Regions from separate parts of the Homo sapiens genome. Here region 2 is linked to region 1. A link is an interaction called in ENCODE POLR2A ChIA-PET data of the cell type or tissue named here. Cell type or tissue: endothelial cell of umbilical vein. All regions are shown on one strand. Region 1 overlaps ZNF609 (zinc finger protein 609). Region 2 overlaps ZNF609 (zinc finger protein 609).

What was found. ChIA-PET counts read pairs that join two places held together with the same protein. Peaks named below come from ENCODE experiments on the same cell type or tissue, not always from the same donor. Only the 100,000 strongest peaks of a DNase experiment are listed, where the experiment ranks them.
Region 2: POLR2A ChIA-PET joins it to region 1 with 8 read pairs; 6 of 35 experiments call an interaction of 5 or more read pairs at or near these places.

What each region holds. Positions count from the first base shown.
Region 1 is chr15:64,555,656-64,560,655 of GRCh38, forward strand. All of the region lies in intron 2 of ZNF609 (zinc finger protein 609), which reads left to right. The region is part of intron 4 of LOC101930091 (a long non-coding RNA gene); the gene reads right to left. Among named protein-coding and RNA genes, the nearest start is that of ZNF609, 98 kb to the left of the region's middle. RefSeq lists enhancers at 1,733-2,234, 2,235-2,734. In endothelial cell of umbilical vein, no CTCF peak of the experiment used is centred here; a DNase peak (open chromatin) is centred at 2,996.
Region 2 is chr15:64,472,410-64,477,409 of GRCh38, forward strand. All of the region lies in intron 1 of ZNF609 (zinc finger protein 609), which reads left to right. Among named protein-coding and RNA genes, the nearest start is that of ZNF609, 14 kb to the left of the region's middle. In endothelial cell of umbilical vein, no CTCF peak of the experiment used is centred here; no DNase peak of the experiment used is centred here.

The DNA of each region.
Region 1 (5,000 bases):
GGCAGATCACAAGGTCAAGTGTTCGAGACCAGCCTGGCCAACATGGTGAAACCCTGTCTCTACTAAGAATACAAAAATTAGCCGGGCATGGTGGTGTGTGCCTGTAATCCCAGCTACTTGGGTGGCTGAGGCAGGAGAATTGCATTGCTTGAACCCAGGAGGCAGAAGTTGCAGTGAGCCGAGATTGGGCCACTGCATTCCAGCCTGGGTGACAGAGCAAGACTCTGTCTCAAAAAAAAAAAAAAAAAAAAAAAAAGAAAACCTGAAGATTCAGTGAAGTATAGAAAACAGAAATCACCCATAATCCTACATGTAGCAATAACGCAATAACTACCTTTTTTTTTTTTTTAGTTGGAGACAGGGTCTCTCTCTGTTGCCCAGGCTGAGTACAGTGGCATGATCACAGCTCACTGCAGCTTCAGCTTCCCAGGCTCAAGTAATCCTCCTTTCTTAGCCTCCCAAGTAGCTGGGACCACAGGCACACACACCACACCTGGCCAATTTTTTTTTTTTTATTATTTGTAGAGAAAATGTCTTGCTATGTTGCTCAGGCTGGTCTCAAACTCCTGGGCTCAAACAGTCCTCTTGCCTTGGTCTCCCAAAGTGCTGGGAGTACAGGCGTGAGCCACTACTCTTGGGTAATTTTAAAATTTTTTTATAGAGACTGGAGCCTGGCAATGTTGCCCAGGCTGGTCTCGAACACCTGGTCTCAAGTGATCTTCCCGCCTCAGCTTCCCCAAGTGCTAGGATTACAGGCATGAACCACTGCTCCTGGCCAGCACTTATTTTAAATGCCAGCCATTATTCTAAATGCTTCATATATATATATTAGTTTATTTAACCCTCATGACAATCAGATATTATCTATTTGCATTTTATAGATGAAGAAACCAAATGAAAGGTTAAATAAGTGATCAGTTTCCCAACCCTAATTAAAAATTTAACAGAAATTATTGCCCTTCCCTCCTAGCCACTAAATACTTAGCACTGCTTTACTAGTCTTTCACATAATGCCAGTGTATTTAGTCTGTTTGTAATCTGTTAACACCATGTTGACCAGTTCTTGGTTGTTATATACAGTGTTTACCTTCCGATTTTTAGCCTCTGTAATACAGTTACAGCATTACCTAGGTTTATTGAGTTTTTTTATAGTTACTAGATTTAGTGTATACTTAGTTATCAGTATTTGAGGGAATTTCAAAATATTATTTATATCCTATCTGCTTTTTAAAAGGATTTAATGCCATTTATAATAAATAAGTCATACAATGAACTTTTCAACATTAAAGATTAAAAACCGTAAAGAGGAACCAGGATAATTATATCCAAAATGTAAGCTCATTTAGTAATAACAAGTTAATATTAAATTTAGTTCTTCTTTCTGACATTTTTGGTAAGAATGAGATTCTTGGTTTTGGAGATAGCACAGACTATTAGTTTGAAATTATGGGATTTGGTATGTCACATATTATTCAGAATGCTAAAATATCTGCCACTGAGCAAACCTGAAATGTAATTCTTTTTTCTTATTCTTCTTTTTTTTTTTTTTGACAACTTCTGATACCAAAAAAATGTGTAATTCTTTACATACCTTCTAATAGTAGATGGTCAGATTTTTTGTACGTGCAGTGATTTCAGAGAACATTGAAAAATAATCAGGAACTGGTTCAGTTTGCACAAATTTACTCTTCTACTCCTTCTTCTGCACCCACTAAAAATTGTGAAACTGTGCAGATGTAATAAATATATTGTGTGTAGGCTGAAGTATGATACAGAGTGTGAAACTGAAATATTTAGTCCAAATTTTTATTCAGCAATGAATAAAAATTCCCAGGGCAATGAATAATTCTATCGAGGGCTGAAATTAGTGGTGGGGATTGGTGGAAAGAGAGATGGAGCTCATTTTATGAAGTCTCATAAATTTGGCATGAATCTTATAATCAGTGAAGAGCTATTAAAGACTTTTTGATCAGGGTAGTGTCATGAAATTGAATTTTAGGAATTTTTTAGGAAGCTGAATACTGTTAGTGGTATATAGAAAGATTTTCTGGTTTTTTTTGGGACGGAGTCTCGCTCTGTCGCCCAGGCTGGAGTGCAGTGGCGCGATCTCGGCCCAGTGCAAGCTGCGCCTCCCAGGTTCACGCCGTTCTCCTGCCTCAGCCTCCCGAGTAGCTGGGACTACAGGCGCCCACCACCGCACCTGGCTAATTTTTTGTATTTTCAGTAGAGACGGGGTTTTACTGTGGTCTCGATCTCCTGACCTCGTGATCCGCCCGCCTCGGCCTCCCAAAGTGCTGGGATTACAGGCGTGAGCCACCGCGCCCGGCCGAAAGATTTTCTTAAAGGAGGAGATACCAGGAAATCACTTTATAGTCTATTGGTGTATATCATACATAGACTATTGCTTTTTGGTTTGTTATTTACTACTGTAATTCAAGGTGTAAGTAGCCCCAGCTTAATATAGTTTCTCATAAATTTTCATTCTTAACCTCTCCCAAGAAGCTCACCATACTTAACTCTCCATTATTGCTGTACCTTTTTTGTTCTCCAAATTGTAATACGTACATTTCTCTACCTGTCACCCTTTGATTTCCCCTTCCCTTGCCATCTCTTGCCACCCCTACCCCCACCTCCTACCTGGGTTCCAATCCTGGTTCTGCTTACCATGTAACTGTGGCAGTTTACTTTATCTCTCAAAGCCTCAATTTCCTCATCTATACAATGTGAATAATAGTTTCAGCTTCATAGGGTGGTTGGGAGAGTTATTAGGTAAATATATGGAATACTCTTAAAATAATGCTTGGCACTTAATAAGTACTATGTAAGTATTGTTACTGTTGTCTGGCTCATATTTATTTTTCTGATCTTAGCTTAGAGTTTATATCTTCCTTCTGGGAAGTCCTTTCTGCCCAAAGCTGAGTTACATATTCCTCTTTGTGTTGCCACAGATTCCTGTGCCTCCCTTGCCATGTTGTATTGTCATAGCCTAATTGTTTCATTGCCACAAGTTCTTTTTCTGCTTCCATCACATCATCACATCCTTCTTGATTGGCAAATAGTAACTACTCAATAAATATTTGTTGTCTAGCACATACATACAGTTCAAACAGAAAACTAAAATAGACTAAAGTATGAGGAAATCTTGGTATTGGAACTTAACTATTGAGGTTTATTTCAAAGAATTTTATTTTGCAGCTTCTTTTGTATAGCTTTGAAACTCTAAAATATTTCCTTTTTTTTTTTTTAGTTGCCATTTCCTTTGAGTCAGCAGGCCTTTCATCTGGACCTTGACCCAAGAAGTTATGATTTTTCTCACTGTTTCACTCTATCTCCCAGTCTGAAATAGAGCATTGCACTTTTTAGTGTCTGAGAGATATCATGCCTTTGCAGTTAAATTCTCTTCTGTGGCTTTGGCTGGAATGTGAGTAAATTTCCAGAGAGGATACATAATTCCCAGGCTGAACTCTAACCTTGTGAACTATTTTAATGTGTGGCCTCATAAATGTAAATTTTTTAAATTTTAGACCAAGGAGGTGCTTGTTGTTCTGCCTTAATTGCAACTTCTATTTAGAAAGAAAGGATCTCTTGGCTTTAAGATAGAATCAAGAGGTGATAGTAGTGAGACTCAAGTCCTGAAGATAAAAACAGAAAGGGCCAAAAGCTCACCTCTTGGTTAATCAGGCAGGTGTGGAGGTTATGGAAATCCTCAAAGATAAAAAGTGCCTGATGGCAGCAACCAAGGGGAAAGGAAGATTGGCTGAGCCCCTGGGGTGTGTAGCAAGGAGACCATTGGTAGCCAAGTTGGAATCTGAGAAGCGGCCCTGTAGCTGAACACTAGAAAAGCCTTTGCGTGAGGTATTCCCAATTCTAACATTTATTTATCACCTTCTGTGTACCAGGTTCTGTGATCATTGTTAGGAGGAATGAAATAATGACATAGCCTTCTAGAGAACCTCAGTATCCAGCAGGAAAGATGGGCATATAATGAATAATTATATTAATAACTTTAATAAGATCCCCTACCACCTATAAACTCCATGAGAACATAGAACATGTCTGTTTTGTGTCTAGCACTGAGTGGTCGCTCAATAAGTATTTATTGAATAAATGAATTTGTTTAGCCCTTTCTAGTTTACTATGTGCCTTCACAGATATCTCGTTTAATATTCTACCTTCCTTTTCTATTCACCCACTTTGTGATGTAAGCAAGATAAATAATAGTATCCGTAGCAATAATAGTATAAGACAATAAACTGAGTTAAATAGAAGTTAAAATGATAAACAGAGAAGGGAGTAAAATAGGAGCTTTTGTAGCTACATCTTAATCAGATGAGTTGTTATACCTCTGTCCAGTATCTAGAGTAATTACATACTTACCACCCTTCCTCTTGTCTCTCTGGGTTTTTTTTGAGACTGAGTCTCGCTCTGTCACCACGCTAGAGTGCAGTGGCACAATCTCAGCTCACTGAAAACTCCACCTCCCAGGTTCAAGTGATTCTCCTGCCTCAGCCTCCCGAGTAGCTGGGACTACAGGTGCATGCCACCACACCTGGCTAATTTTTTTGTATTTTTAGTAGAGATGGGGTTTCACCATGTTGGCCTGGATGGTCTTGATCTCTTGACCTCGTGATCTGCCCGCCTCGGCCTCCCAAAGTGCTGGGACTACAGGTGTGAGCCACCACACCCAGCGTCTCTCTGGTTTTTTAATTTGTTTTTTTTTTTCCCCCCGCAGAAGATCCTTTGGTTTTCTACTAGATGTTATTCCATCTAGATAGTGTTTATTTATTGTTCATAGTCATCTCTTACCCAGGGAATTCCTTATTTTGTATTCCTGAAATCGAAATATTCTTTCATACTCATTATTTAGATGCTAAGAGAAAACTTGGGGACCGCTCTTCCCAACAAGATTGTCTCAAATTTTGTGCCCATCTGTGTGCATTCACGCACATGAGCATGTGTGTGGAGGAGAAGAGGAAAAGAACAGAGATGGAAAAGATTTT
Region 2 (5,000 bases), 83 kb before region 1:
AGTATTTGTGGAGAAAGACAGCAGTGTCTGCTCTATCCTGTGTACAAAGTACAGCTAGTGTGGTCTTGGGATATTATCAGCAGCATACCTAGCAACATTCCTAGGTGGGCACTTTGTGTCTGGTTGAGATGAATTTTCATTCATATGAATAGAAGTGAATGTTCATGAATATAAGACGGGTGCGGTGGCTCTTCCTTGTAATCCCAACACTTTGGGAGGCCGAGGCTGGAGGATCACGTGAGCCCAGGAGTTCAAGGCCAACCTGGACAACATAGACCCCATCTCTACAAAAAATTTGAAAACCTGCCATGGTGGCACACTCCTGTAGTTCCAGCTACATGGGAAGTGGATCACTTGAGCTTGGGAGGTTGAGGCTGCCGTGAACTGTGATCATGCCACTTTACTCCAGCCTGGGCAGCAGTGAGACCCTGTCTCAAAAATAATAAAAAAAATAAAGACCAAGAATATACCTTGTAAATTTCAGCTACAAATTCTGAAATTCGGTGTAAAGCTCAGCATTTATCTGTTTTGGAACAGATGCTTCTAGAGCAGAGTTCTAAAGAATGGTATCAAAAATGAAACTATAAGAAAAGACATGGAATTGTAAAGCTTATGACATATATATCTGAAGGGTAAGGAAGGGAAGAAATTTGTTTCTACTTGGCATATGCTTTCAGATGTACTTCCCGTTCATAATTTGAAACCCGCCTATGCTTTTCTCCTTGAAGCATTGCTGTTCTTCCAGTTGCTTTGGCTTAAAACTTTTGACTCATATTTGGTTCTTTTTTTTTTTTTTTTTTTTTTTTGGAGACAGAGTCTTGCTCTGTCGCCCAGGCTGGAGTCCAGTGGTGTGGTCTCGGCTCACTGCAACCTCTGCCTCCTGGGTTCAAGCGATTCTCCTGCCTCAGCCTCCCAAGTAGCTGGGATTACAGATGCCCACCACCATGCTTGGCTAATTTTTGTATTTTTAGTAGAGACAGGATTTCACCATGTTGGCCAGGCTGGTCTCGAACTGCTGACCTCGTGATCTGCCTACCTCGGCCTCCCAAAGTGCTGGGATTACAGGCATGAGCCACCGCGCCTGGCCTCATATTTGGTTCTTTTTTTCGTCCTCACCACCTCATCTGAATCATTCACCAAATTACGTATCTAAGCATTCACTAATTGGATAGCCTGACATTTAGCCTCACTAGTTAGCCTTTTTCTTTTTTTTTGAGACAGAGTCTTGCTCTGTCACCCAGACTGGAGTGCAGTGGTGCGATATCGGCTTACTGCAACCTCCACCTCCTGGGTTCAAGCGATTCTCCTGTCTCAGCCTCCCAAAGAGCTGCGATTACAGGTGCATTTCACTACGCCCAGCTAATTTTTGTATTTTTTTGAGATGGAGTCTCAGTCTGTCGCCCACACCCCGTCTCAGTGCAGTGGCGTGATCTCGGCTCACTGCAACCTCTGCCGCCCAGGTTCAAGCAATTCTCCTGCCTCAGCCTCCCGAGTAGCTGTGATTACAGGCGCCTGTCATTGCACTCGGCTAATTTTTGTATTTTTAGTAGAGATGGGGTTTCACCATCTTGGCCAGGCTGGTCTTGAACTCCTGACCTTGTGATCCACCTGCCTCGGCCTCCCAAAGTGCGGAGATTACAGGCGTGAGCTACCGTGCCTGGCCAATTTTTATATTTTTAGTAGAGACGGGGTTTCACCATCTTGGCCAGGCTGGTCTCGAACTCCTGACCTCAGGTGATCCTCCCGCCTCGGCCTCCCAAAGTGCTGGGATTACAGGCGTGAGCCACCACACCTGGCCTAGCCTCACTTTTTTTTTTTTTTGAGACTGAGTTTTGCTCTTGTTGCCCAGGCTGGAGTGCAATGGCACAATCTCGGCTCACTGCAACCTCTGCCTCCCAGGTTCAAGCAATTCTCCTGCCTCAGCCTCCCGAGTAGCTGGGATTACAGGCGTACGCCACCATGCCTGGCTAATTTTGTATTTTTAGTAGCGACGGGGTTTCTCCATGTTGTTCATGCTGGTCTCGAACTCCCGACCTCAGGTGATCCGCCTGCCTCAGCCTCCCAAAGTGCTGGGATTACAGGTGTGAGCCTGGCCTCACTTTTTAATCTGACCTAGTTCAGGTCTTCATCTTCTATATATTATTGCAATAACCTCATGGTTATTGCCTTTTTTTGTATTGCATACTACATACAACTGCTGTATTATAATTTTTATTTACTCATTTAGGTAATATTTACTGGGCACTTATATGCCAGGCCACACATAGTCTTGTCCTGTTTGGACTTGTAGTCTAGTGGGAGAGACAATTAATGAATTTATGATTATGAACTAAAGTGCTCTGAAAGATAAGAATTTTGTTCTAGAAGAGTGTGTGCAAATAAAGCCAGCGTAGACCTTTAAAATTACAATTTTGATCATTTTGCTTCTTTCTATAAAATCTTCGATGGTTCCCATTGCCTACATAGGTCAATATTCAAGGTTCTTTATGATTTGACCAAACCTGGCCTTCCTCAACCTTATTTCATATTTTTCATTTTATCCATATCTTTTTTGTTGTTTGTTTTTAAGATACGGGCTCTTGCTATGTTTCCCTGGCTGGCCTCAAACTCCTGGGCTCAAGTGACCTCCTACCTCAGCCTCCCAAATAGCTGAGATTACAGGCCTGTGCTAGCATACCCAGTTTATCCTTTTTTTTTTTTTTTTTTTTTTTACAGCTATTCCTCTAAGTTACCCTGCATTTTTCAGTCTCCATTTCTTAGGGTTTTTTTTTCTCTTCTGTTCTGTTGGAATGCACTACCTTGCTCCCAGGACAGTTAACTCCCAAATCTAACCATTCCTTCAACTTAGCAAAAAAATTTCCTTCCTGAAGCCTTTCTTATCCCACTTCTTCCTATCCACCTATCTCCAGAATTGATTTCATCCTCCTCTTTATCTCTAACTTTTTGCTGGGATCTCTGTTGTAGTACTTTATCACATGTTGTCTTTTTTTTTTTTTTTTTTTGAGACGGAGTCTTACTCTGTCACCCAGGCTAGAGTGCAGCGATCTTGGCTCACTGCAACCTCCACCTCCCAGGTTCAAGCGATTCTCCTGCCTCAGCCTCCCGAGTAACTGGGATTACAGTTGCCCGCCACCGCGCCTGGCTAATTTTTGTATTTTAGTAGAGACGGGGTTGAGTTTCACCATCTTGGCCAGGCTGGTCTCGAACTCCTGACCTCGTGATCCACCTGCCTTGGCCTCCGAAAGTGCTTGGATTACAGGCATGAGCCACCGCGCCCAGCCCGCATGTTGTCTTTAACTGTAATTATTTGTGAATATATTTTCTTCATCCCTCATTTTAAGCTCGTGAGATACCTGTGTCTCCTCTGTTCCGTAAACTCTTAGCCCAGTGCTTCTTTGAATATAACTTTATGCTTAATTAATGCTTGATGAATTGAATTAGAACTTGATTCTTGAAAAAAGAAATTGTGATTTTTTTAGACTTCTTTTTATGCAAAAGTAACGTAACTTCCATTCAACACATTTTATCCCAAATTGAATAAACTAGGGAAAAGGCAGACGGTGAATGCCTTGAGAAATTGTTCAGATTCAAGGACAAGCATTTGTTGCCTTTACTGCATATGACTGTACTGTGGTTCCATACATCCGAGCTGATAGAAAACTTGCAGCAAGGGTCTAGTGGTGATGCATGGCAGGTGGAGGTGAGATAAATTTAGTCACAGGAACCAAATTGGTTCTGCTAGGGCAATATAGGCATTGTTGGGCCATCTGGGTGTGGTTGACTTCTGGGAGGTCTTTTTAGTTTTTCTTTCTCACTTCATTCCATAAATATTTATTGGATGCCCTGTTCTAGTTGTTTAAGATCAATGAACAAAATAGACCAAAAAAAAAAAATCAACCTCATGGATATTATCTTTGAATAGGAGATAGAAATAAACATAATAATATATAAAATTAGAAAGGTAATATATGATATGGGGAAAAGTACAGCAGGATAAGGAGAATTGGGAGTGGAAAAGAGGGTTAGGTAGGAGAGGTGGGAGGGGTTGCAACCCTAAATAAGATGGTTAAAGTAGAGATCTTTGAGAAATGTTGTGTTACTGGGTTGTTAGGCACTTCCCTGAGATTAGTGGATTCTCTTCTGCCCAGCAGAGAGAAAGGCAATGTCTACAGTTGTTCCAGAGTCCAGCTGACACTGAGGAGAAATAGCTACTCCTTATGTTCTTTTCTCCTGTCTGCTCCTCTTGCTGGCATCACTGGAAGTTAACTGGGGTGAAAATTGCAGTCAGTCTTGTCTGGAAGACAGCAGGGGTGGAACTAGAGACCTTCTAACCCAGTTCCCTGAGGGGTGGGATTTACCCTTCTGCTGACTGAGCCTTGGTTGCCTGGAGTGATGGGTGAGGTAGGCCTCTGACTTTTTTCCTTCCTCAAAGGGAGAAGCCCAGTATCATAACCTTCTCTCTTCTTAGTGAGGCCTCAGCAACTTTATTTCAGGTAGCTCTTTAAAAATAAGCTTTCAAAGAGTGTGTGCTATGCGCCTGGCCTAAAGCGTGAATTTTCAGGTTTTTGGTGCTTTGACTTCCTCTCAACACATTAGCTGTGTTTTGGAAGTCTCAGTACCTAATTTCAGCAGCCTAAAGATGAAGTTTTCTTATGTCTAGATGCTCTCTTGTTTGAATTGCACATTGTAAATTTATTTGTTTATTCCCTTGCTTACTCTTCTCTTTCTTTTTTTTTTTTTTTTTTTTTTGAGACGGTGTCTTGCTTTGTTGCCTAGGCTGGAGTGCAGTGGCGTGATCTTGGCTCACTGCAAGCTCTGCCTCCCCGGTTCAGGCCATTCTCCTGCCTCAGCCTTCCAAGTAGCTGGGACTACAGGCGCCTGCCCCCACACCCAGCTAATTTTTTGTATTTTTAGTAGAGATGGGGTTTCACCGTGTTAGCCAGGATGGTCTCGATCTCCTGACCTCGTGATCCGCCGGCCTCAGCCTCCCAAAGTGCTGA